2 separate regions of the Homo sapiens genome follow, and region 2 is linked to region 1. A link is a contact called in ENCODE Hi-C or POLR2A ChIA-PET data. All regions are on one chromosome and are shown on one strand. The core of a region is the stretch at or near the end of the contact, and the rest is flanking DNA. Distances in the headings are between cores, read along the strand shown.

What was found. Hi-C counts contacts between places; a loop is a spot of excess contacts on that map. ChIA-PET counts read pairs that join two places held with the same protein, here RNA polymerase II (POLR2A). Pooled maps may share reads with other maps.
Region 2: a loop to region 1 is called in a pooled map, with 4 times the contacts of the local background. The contact joins two enhancer-like sites. A Hi-C loop is called at or near these places in 3 of 37 single-sample maps with no recorded cell type and 2 of 50 pooled maps. POLR2A ChIA-PET finds 5 or more read pairs at or near these places in 1 of 52 experiments (OCI-LY7).

Annotation. Positions count from the first base shown.
Region 1 is chrX:40,296,989-40,302,467 of GRCh38, reverse strand. No RefSeq gene overlaps it. Among named protein-coding and RNA genes, the nearest start is that of LINC03099, 37 kb to the right of the region's middle. Within about 2 kb of position 3,152, at least 4 of the 41 ENCODE cell types and tissues checked have a DNase peak (open chromatin) inside an H3K27ac peak, as active enhancers do.
Region 2 is chrX:40,418,815-40,424,293 of GRCh38, reverse strand. No RefSeq gene overlaps it. Among named protein-coding and RNA genes, the nearest start is that of LINC03099, 160 kb to the right of the region's middle. Within about 2 kb of position 3,218, at least 3 of the 41 ENCODE cell types and tissues checked have a DNase peak (open chromatin) inside an H3K27ac peak, as active enhancers do.

The DNA of each region.
Region 1 (5,479 bases), core at 1,903-4,402:
GCGTTCCAGACAATCCTGCCTTAGGGCCTTTGCACCCTCAGTTCCCCTGCCTGAACCACTATTACTCCAGATAATTAGCCTGGTCTAATTTCTCACCTCCTTCAAGCCTTTGCGCCAATGTCACCTTCTTCATCTTCTTCTACTTTTTTTTTTTTTTTTTTTTTTTGAGACAGAGTCTCACTCTGTCGCCCAGGCTGGAGTGCAGTGGCGAGATCTTAGCTCACCGCAACCTCCGCCTCCCGGGTTCATGCCATTCTCCTGCCTCAGCCTCCCGAGTAGGTGGGACTACAGGCGCCCGCCACCATGCCCGGCTAATTTTTTTTATTTTTAGTAGAGATAGGGGTTCACTGTGTTAGCCAGGATGGTCTCAATCTCCTGACCTCGTGATCCGCCCACCTCAGACTCCCAAAGTGCTGGGGTTACAGGTGTGAGCCACCACGCCTGGCCCTTCATCTTCTTTTAATTTTATTTTATTTTATTTTTTGAGACAGAGCCTCGCTCTGTTGCCCAGGCTGGAGTGCAGTGGCACAATTGCTGTTCACTGCAACCTCCACCTCCCGGGTTCAAGCAATTCTCCTGCCTCAGTCTCCCGAGTAGCTAGGACTACAGGCACATGCCACCACGCCCAGCTAATTTTTGTATTTTTAGTAGAGACAGGGTTTCACCATGCTGGCCAGGCTGGTCTTGAACTCCTGACCTCAAGTGATCCACCCTCCTCAGCCTCCCAAAGTGCTGGGATTACAGGCGTGAGCCACCACGCCCAGCTGATGTCGCCTTCTTGATAAGACCTCTCTGACCGCCCTATCAATACAGCCACCACCCCCGGCTCACTTGCCCAATCCCCCGCTTCCCCTTCCATCCTTTTACTTTTGTCCATAGCACATCTCTCCTTTTTTAGCAGATGAGAAAATTTACTCAGTGATTACATTTCCTGTTCCCACTCCATGAGAGATGAAATCTTGTATCCATCTTGTTCACTGATATATCCCCAGTGCCTGGACCAGCTCCTAGCACATGATAGGCACTCACTAAATGTTTGTTCAACGAATGAACCTAGGTTATCCATCCCTCTTGGATTAGGAAAAACAGTTTCCCCAAGGCCTGTCATTCTGGAGATGAAAGTATAAAAGCAGCCAGAGCTCCCCATTTGTCTGCCCCCATCCCGAGGGAATCTCAGAGCAGGGGTGTCCCTCCCCGCTAGAGTTTCTCTCCTGAAACGGTCCTCCATCTCCCAGACAACTGTGTTCTTACAAGGAAATTCTCCCCTCGCAGACACACAGTTGCCCTGCACATTGTCAACTCCCTGAGCAGGGCCCAGAGAACTATGGTGTTAAGACAGAGGGACGACAGCCCCAGGGACAGGCCAGCCAACACCCCCATGGCCTGTATTGATGGCAAGGAGGTGTCCTGTCCTGTAATGTGCCCAGTAATAAACATACATCCCTTCTAGTTTCGGGCTTAGCTGCCTGCCTGCACAGCCTGAACAGGAGCCCATCAATGGCAGAGGGTACATTCTGAGCAATTAAGGAAAATTCCACAGGTTCTCCGCAATAAGCACTTACACGGGAATGCCTACTCTTTTCAAAGGAAAAAGAAAGAATGCTCGTAATGATCCCTCTCTTTACTGGGTGAAGTTCTAGGCGACCGGGCAGGACCTGTATCTAATTAGATACCCAGAGAGCGTGATTCACCGCCCATCATTTACAAGCATATCAAGATTTCAGGTTTTGCAACTGAGGCTCAAAATGAAACCATTTGGGTTTCGCAGACCTGCTGCAGCGTGCTGGCTTCGGCTTCGAACTGGTGATTTAGTAAACAACCTGGAGGGGGGAAACCCAGCTACCCTTCACCAGGCAAGGCTTGCCTGGCCCAGCTTGGGGAGCAGAGGCGGCAGCTGGAGAGCAGGGAAGGGTTTCTGAGCAGAGAGGACACAGGGGTGGTGGGGGTGATGTGGGTGGCAGTGAAGGGATGGCTGGCCGATCAAAGGGCCCCCTCAGGCCAAACCCATGGAAAAGGCTTTGATCTCCTAATCACATCTATTTATCTTGGGTCCAGCCTGAGACAAAAGAACCGCCCTGAAGGGCCGGCCTTTGAGGGCAAGCCTCGCTCCTGAGCTTCTCTGTGGGTTACTGAGACCTTGGGCAACCAAGAAGGCAAATCTGGGACCCCTGAGGCCCAGGCGGACCCTGGCCGGCTGGCAACGGGGAGAGGGGGATCGAATGCACTGGAACCAGGCCTGGAAAACCAAACATGATGGCCAGATCTGAAGTGACAGCCAGATGCAGAGAAGACAGCAGCACCATCAACGGGGTTTACTTGTCATCCAAGTTCTCTGACTGGGGTATTGGAGACTGGGGACTGAGAGGAAAAGAGAAGCAGAGTTCCGTGATCTTTCATTCACATCTCATAATATCAGCAGCAAGAACAGTAATAGCATTTACTTCATGCCTGGCACTGTTCTTAATACTTCCCCTTTATTAACCCAGAGCTATGCTATCATCGTGCCCATTTTACAGATGAAGAGACCGAGGCACGGAGCGGTTACGTGACTCATGCGCGGTTACACAGCTGACATATGCTGGAGCAGGAGACTTCACCTTCCGTTTCCTCCTTTCCTGCCTCCTGACCTCTGAAATGGAGGGGCAGAAACAGGACCTAATGGACCCAGGCTCTTCCTCTAATGCTCTCTGGGTCTCTGCTTGCTCATTTCTTTTGTCAAATGTGATAACAAACCTCCTCCCCAAAGCCCCCGACAGGGGTGTTTTGAAGCTTGAAAGGTACAGTAAATGTGAAAGTGTTAATATCAACCAAACCAAAGTGCTAGGCAAAGTGAGAGTCTCCTGTTTTTTCTTTCCTCTTCGGACTCCTCTTGGCTTCCTGCAAATCAAAGTTATGAGAGGGGTGCGGTGGGAGTAGCTTAAGGAGCAGAGCTGGCTGGCAAGAGGGGGTTGAGGTGTGGGAAAAAGCCGCTGGGGTCTTTTCCTGGCTGGAAAGGGGCTGGGAAGCGACTCTCCTTTTAGGACCTAGCAGGGGAACCATTCGTCTTATAACTCCAGGAGGCGCCATTCACATAGGATACAATGCTAATGGTGACCCCTGGAGTCATTCCACATGCCCATCGGGCTGGGTGCTAGAAAATTCTAGAAAGGACACTTCTGCCTAGGGAACAGCCCCAGCCCTGACCGCGGTCCCTGGCCGTGGAGAGCAGGAGCTGAAAGGCCTGAGGTGTTGGAGCTGGGGGCCGTGGTAGGGAAAGGGCAGAGGCTAAGGGAGGGATCGGGGAGGCCAGGGCTGGCAAAGTGGGGTGGGGGCAGGCGTTAGAGAAAAGCTCAGGGAAGCTCCCTCCCCCACCCGCGCCCCGCCCCCGCCCGGGCTGTGGGAGGGAGACCCTGACCACATCAGGGGTGTGTGGCGAGGAAATGAGGCCTCCTCAGGAACGAGCTGCAAATGAGAACCGTATGGAGTTTCGGGATCCCCGAAGGAACACAGGGAAAGGATACAGTTGCGTCCATGGGAAAGTTATTATCATCTCCGCTGAAGTTAAACATTCGGGAGGGTCTGCTTTCCATCTCCTCCGCCTGAGAGCCTGTGAAGGGGGAGGCGCGTCGGGGGCTTGTCCGGAGGGCCTGGCCGGTCACATTTTCCGAGGGGAGTCAGGGACAGGGAGAGGCTGTTAGAGGCAGCCAGGGCCCTGAGGAGGTCCTCTGAGCCTCCAGCCTGTGCTCCTGCCCTGCGTCTGCCTCGCTCTTTCTCCAGTGCTGAGAAATCCATTGCTCCTCTCTCCTGCTCGGGGCTGCGCTCTGCAGGGGTGTCAGGGCTGCGCTCTGCAGGGGTGTCGGGGCTGGGCTTCACCTCTGCAAGTTCCTGGGCAGATGGAGAGGGGGAGGAAAGAGAGGCCCTGGCCCCTGAACAGGAAAGCTGGAAATGTGGAACTCAGGGAGATCTAAAGGAAGAATTCGGGCTTCTGGAAAATTCTCCCTCTCCTCAAAATGTACTAGAAATGGAAGTGAGTCAGGCAGAGCGGCGGGAGGACCTGTCTTCCAGGAGCTGGGCTCACCGGTGCTTACTAGTGACCTTTGAGATAATAAATCTGCCCCAGAAAATTATCTTCCTGCTGCAGCTGCCCTTAGAGGTCAGGGAGAAGGTGGACTTTCAGGTTTCACGGGGAACAAGTGTTCCAGGCCGAGGACACCGCAGCCTCCAAGCCTTCAAAGCCTGAACACCTTCTCAGGCCCCTCAGAGGCCCCTGCCTCAGAGATGGGTCCCTTCCTCCTCCTCCTCTGCCGAGGGATTTGTGATTCTCTGAGCACAAAGGGCAGAAGACTGCCTGCCTGCCTGCCTCACAGCTCCTCCCTACCCTCTGGCCCCTATCCTCATTGAAGTTTTCTGGAGTTTTCTCTCATGAGTAAGAATGAGGAAAGACAGGAGATTTATAAAGGCTCTTTTCTGACACTCATCTCCCCTAATTTTCTGGACAGACAGAAGTCCACTTGGGTGCCAATGAGGATCAGTCCAAGCCAACAATGCCCAGCCTCAGAGGGTCACCCAGGGCACTCCTCCAGGGACACGAAGGGGACCTCAGTTGTGGTGGAGCAGGTTGCTCCTTCCTCCCCACTGTCAAGCCATGTAACCTCTCAGACCAGTTTTCTCACCTGTCAAACTGAGGAGAGCAACACTGATGGCCAGAATGGTTTTCAGGATTAGCTGACAAAACACATCGAGCCCATGGAAGGTGCTCACCAAATGAAGCTTCCTTTTCCATCTGCATCCCTGACTCTGGACCAGCCCTGAGGAGACATGGGCATTGAGGACTGGCATGGAAATGAATTAGCACTTGAGTTCAGGTGCTAATAACAGAGACCTAACTACAGAGGCTTACACAAATCTGAGGGGGGTTTTGTTTTGTTTTGTTTTGTTTTGTTTTTTTGAGAAGGAGTCTTGCTCTGTCACCCAGGCTGGAGTGCAGTGGCGCAGTCTCGGCTCACTGCAACCTCCACCTCCCAGGTTCAAGCGATTCTCCTGCCTCAGCCTCTCGAGTAGCTGGGACTACAGGCATGCGCTACCATGCCTAGCTAATTTTTTTAATTATTATTATTTTTAGTAGACACGGGGTTTCACCATGTTGACCAGGCTGGTCTCGAACTCCTGACCTCAAGCAATCCACCCGCCTCGGCCTCCCAAAGTGCTGGGAATACAGGCGTGAGCCACCACACCCAGCCAAATCTGAGGTTTAATGTCTGATAAAATGAAGTCCAGAGGTGGGCAGTTTGGGGTTGGTATGGTAGTCACCAGGGACCCAGCCTCCTTGGATATTTCTGTTTTGCTTTCATTAGCATGGAGCTTCCATCTCCAAGATGACAAGATGGCTACTAGAGCTCCAACCATCATCATTCCAGGCAGACAGGTTTAGGAAGAAGAACCGCAAAGGGCAAAAGGGATCCTCCCAGCTCAAGGAGCCTCTTTGAAGGTTTGCCCTTAT
Region 2 (5,479 bases), core at 1,969-4,468, 120 kb before region 1:
AAGGAATACCATTCAGCCATAAAAAGGAATAAAGTGCTGATACCTGCTACAATATGAATAAACCTTGAAAACCTCAGGCTGAGTGAAAGAAGTCAGACACAAAAAGACAAATATTGTCGGATTCTATTTATGTGAAAAATCCGGAATAGGTAGATTCAGAAAGCAGATTAGTAGTTACCAGGGGATTCGGGAGGGGGAAATAGGGACTGACTGCTTATGGATCAATGGTTTCCTTTTGGGGTGATGAGAACGTTTTAGAACTAGACAAAGATGATGGTTGCATAACATTGTGACTGTACTAATTCAACTGAATCGTGCCCTTTAAAGTGGCTAATGTTATGTTATGTGAATTTCACCTCAATAAAAGCAAACATGCTGTGAATGAATGAATGTGTGCATATGTGAATGGCTGCCATGGAAAGGAGCATTTCCTGGGTCATCTACACCAATATTTCAAGGCGCAGTCTTTGCTTTCCTTTACTGACTCCTTATCCTGGCTGTCTGCCCTTTAAATTTCCCTGGCAGGCAGACATTTGGAAAGCCAGTATTCAACAGGTCCGGTGCCCCAACTCCCCCAATGTCTTAAGGCATTATCATCATTGTTCAAAAATATTTTACAAACCCAGTCTTGGAAAAAAGGTTTTATTAAGAACCTCATTATTATATCCGTTGCCCTAATTCCACATCAGATTATTAACAAAGGCTTTGTGGACTGAGGCTCTGGGCAACTGGCCATCTTCTCAGCAGGACTGTGCTGATTCTTACTCTGCTAATCCACAAACCTGTTAAACCTCACCAAGTCAAAAGAAAAGATTTCTGGGGAGAGGCACTTAAAAAGAGGCTTGGGCTCTAGGAGCTTTTTTCCATTGCACAACTCCCAGCAGGGCCTTTCTCAGAATGTGCTGAGTGAGATCATCAATATTTAAAACGAAACTGCTCACATCCAAGTAAGTGAACAACAGCACCAAGGGCATGGCTCGGTCTCTGCTCCTGCTCCTCATTTTGTTCACTTGAAAGATGTGGCACTAACTTGTCCCATAATCAGGACCTTCAACATTTAATTTAGGCAGTGGGCACAAGGGGCAGAAAGTGGGCAAAGGAAACTGCGTATCTACATGCCATCTCACCCCATAGCCAAAAATGAACTCAAAATGAGAAAAGCTACATGAGGCCAAAGATACCCTCATAGCAGAGTGGCCACCAAGACCCCCATTGTCCATCACGTGTCAAATGTCCCAGGCCCACACAACCACCTGAGGCCTGCCAGAGGGAGCTGGGTAAAAAGCCTTTTCCTCCCCAACAAGGAAGGAAAAAGCTCTCCAGCTCCGTCTCCTGCCGAGCCACATGGACCTGTCTGCAAACTCCCCATCCATTTCCACACTACCTGGCCTTTGGTCTTGCTCTTCTCTCTGCTAGGATGCCATCCCCAAATTCAGGCCCAAGTTAAAATTTTTACCTCTTCTTCGGTGAATCTGATCAGGATTCCCTCATTAGAAATTCTTGCTCCTTCCTCAGGGCTCACATGGCATTTTCCTTTTGGCTCTGGCATTGCTGCATAGCTATCATTTGTCCTGCGTTTTCTGGGCTAGCCTTAAGTTCAAAAATGTCACACTATCTCCCTACCTCCCTGTACATGTCCTAGTAATTCCAGTATTTCAATATCAAAACAACATCTTCCAGATTATTTCTCCCAATTGGAAGCAACCCCATAATCCTGTACTTAGGCTACCTGTCCTCAGTCTTGGTTTATAAATTGTGATCACTGTGATTAGGCCACTTATTTCACTCTGCTTTGATCATAATTATGGACTTTGCTCCAGTAGATTGTGAGCTCCTTGGGGGATAGGGACTCTATCAGTTAGGATTCGGTTTGGCTAGGAGCTAGAGACTCAAAATTGCAATGTGGCTTAAACGTGAGAGCAGTTTCTCGTGTGTTAAAGTTTAGAGATAAACAGTTCAGCATGGAAATGGCTGTTGTTCTAAGAAGATCTCAGAGACCCAGGCTCCTTTCAGCCTACCATTCCAGATCCCAACATTGATGAAGGTGAAGCCCTTGTTCTCATGGTTCATGATAGTGGCTAGAGCTCCAGCCATCACATCTACATTCCAGGCAGCAAAAGATGAAAACTAAAGGAGGCAATGGTCAAATATCAGCCATCTCTTAAGGAAGGTTCTTGGAAGCAGCCACATTGTCACTTCCACTTGTAATCCAATAGCCTGAACTTAATTACATGTCTATGCCTACCTGCAAAGGAGGCTGGGAAATGTAATCTTTCTTCTAAGTGGCCATGTGCCCACCTGAAAATCAGGGTTTGAGTATTATGTTAGAAGGGGATGTAGTATACTGGGGAACAGTCTCTGTCATAGATAGGCTTATGCATCTCAATATCCTAAGCAACTCTAGTGGAGCTTGACACACAGCATCAAGGAATGAGAGGTAAGATAGCAGAATGGGTGAAAGCACAGATTCTGGAACCATCTGCCTGAATTTGAATTCCAGCTCTGCCACTTAACTAGCTGTGTGACCTTCGGCAAGTCATTTAAACTCTCTGAGCCTCAGTTTTCCTATCTGTAAAACGAGGATAATAATAGCGGACAGGGTTATTGTGAAGGTTAAATAAGTTTATCAATGTAAAGCCTTTAGAACAGGAACTGGTACATAGCATGTGCTATATAAGTAGTAGCTACGGTTATTATTGTGGTGGTGTTGGATGAACAAATGGTCAAACTGAGATGTTACCTGTTAAGGAGCAGCTGGGTCTGAGGTTTCTGATGGCACAATGCCTTTATCTAAGCCTAGAAGCTGTGGTTGGTGTGGAAGTCCCCAAATATGGCCGCCCATAACTCCCATCAAGAGGTAGAGACTTATTTCCCTTCCCCTTGAATCTGGACCAGCCTTGTGACTTGCTCTGATGAATAGAATGCGATGGAAGTGACCTCGTGCCAATTCCAGGTCTCAGCCTTAACAGGCCTGGCAGCTTGTGCCTTTGTTCTCTTGGCAGCCCACTGCCATATAAAGAGGTCTGGCTGCCGTGCTGGAGCATGAGGCCATGTGGAGGGAGAAAGGCCCTGGGGGATGGAGACTACGAAGGGAGAGAAAGTGAGACCCAGCCAGCCTTTAGCCATTTCAGTCCCAGCTACTAGGGTGCCAGACATGTGAGGGAGGCCGGTTGGATGTTCTGGCCCCAGTCAAGCTCCCAGCTGACTGCAGCTGCATGAGTGACCCCAGCCAATACCATGTGGAGCAGAAGAACTGCCCAGTCAACCCACAGAATTGAAAGGAACAATGACTCATTGTTTCAAGCCATTCAAGCCATTAAGTTTTGAGGTGGGTTGTGGAATAGCAACAGAAGCATACCAGGGCTCAATGCCTGATCTTATCCTGCTCTCAGGGCCCACACCTTCCTGTGTCAATTTTCTGTCTCCAGTTCCTGCAAGACTAGGGCAGAATCTGGGGGTTCTAGAACAGCCTTTGCCCTTGAGTCTTAGGAAGACAGAGGCAAAAGCTTTGCCCCTTATTTCCTCTCTCTAACAAAAATAAGGCAAGAATATTTGCAACCTGGTGACCCTTCTGAAATCTTCTGAGGCCAGATGAGATGAATTTTGAGTTTGAGGAGCTGAACTCTGAAATTTCATCTTCAGAATACTCTGAATTCCAGCATGCACGTCTCTTTGGCCCATTTTTCATTAACACATTAAAATAAAATCCATTAAGACATATCACTTCAGTTGGAAACTTGACCAGAACTGAAGTTGACTAGAGTCATCATCTCCCCTATTTGCAGAACTCATTAGAATATCCAAAGTAATTTTCACCTGCATCATCTTACTTGATTTCTACAATGAGAAAAGGCTTCTCTAACCAAACCACTATGGTAAATATGATCACAGTGGAAAGAAGGTTTTTAAAAGTATGCAAATAGGACCACTAATTACAAATGAATCTTTAGCTCATCAGCAAGATACACTCCTCAGCTGATGACAACATCTGAACATAAAACTCAAAACAGGGCTAGGGGCAGTGGCTCATGACTGTAATCCCAGCGCTTTGGGAAGTTGAGGCAGGAGGAAAGCCTGAGGCCAGGAGTTCCAGACCGGCCTGAGCAACATAGTGAGACCCTGTTTCTACAAAGAATAAAATAAATTATCCAGGCATAGTGGCACATGCCTCAAGTTCTAGCTACTCAGAAGGCTGAGGCAGGAGGATTGTTTGAGCCCAGGAGTTCAAGGTTACAGTGAGCTATGATTGCACCACTGCACTCTAGCCTAGGCAACAGAGTGAGACCCTATCTCTAAAAATAAAACAATAGGTAATTAATTAATTGAAAACACTCAAAGAAAAGCTTTTAGTTAACCCTATCTTTTATTAAACTGGCCATCCTCTAAATTCATCAAAACGAGTGAGGTTCACAGTATTGAATATCAAAATTTCTACTGCTCATACATTTCCGCAATTTTCAAGGCACCCAGAGTTTTTTGAGTACCCATTTCTCACTGGTATGAGGAACTTGGTACCTATGGCCATTTTAAAACATGGCCCCTAAATTCTTTGATACTACTCCCATCAACAAACTAGGTTCTATCTCCCCTGCCCTTGAATCTGAGTGGGCTCATAACTGCTTCAACCCATAGACTATGACATGTGATATCATGTGATTTCTGAGGTTGGGCCAGAAAGGTACATGCAATTTCCACCTGATTCTCTTAGGACAGTTGCTATGGGGGAAGCCAGTTGTCGCATAAGAAATCCAACCTTCCCAAGACTGCTGTGCTGATGAGGCCAAATGTCGATGCTCTGGGTGACAGCTTCTCCCTGCAGAGGCACCAGACATATGAGTGGAGCCATGTTGGATCCTCCAGACCCAGCCCACTCACCACTGGGTGGTCTCAGCAGATGCCACGAGGAGCAAAAAACCATCCAGCTGCACCCTGCCTAAATTCCTGACCAGCAGATCCTTGCGCACAATAAGATAGGTATGGTTTTGTGCTACTAAGTTGGAGTGATTTGTTATGCAGCAATAGTGACTGGAAGAGTACCACAAATAAAGCTGTCTGTGATGAAATCAGAGACCCACTGAGCGGGCTTCAACCTAACAGAAGCTACAAACCACCTTCATCCAAACCCAAGATGGGCTCTTCATGCCCTTCCCAGCCCCTCTTACACCGGTAAAGGCAGGCAGCCCAGTTAAGTGGGAACATAGCACTCAGAGACAGAAAGACTTGAGTTTAAATCCTTGCTCTGCCCTAGTAAAGCCTTGGGCAAATTGCTTAATCTCTCTGAACCCCAGTCCCCAAAGTGGCCACATTACCACATCCTTCCTAGTGTGGGTGCCAGAAGTCAGTGAGCTAACCCAGCAAAGCACCTAACACACTGTAGGTGCTCCATAAGGTTAATTCCATGTATTGCTTGGGGTCATGTGTTCTGGGTCTTCAGTGAATTTCGAATATTCATGAGTCTTCATTTTGGTCCAGAAAACAC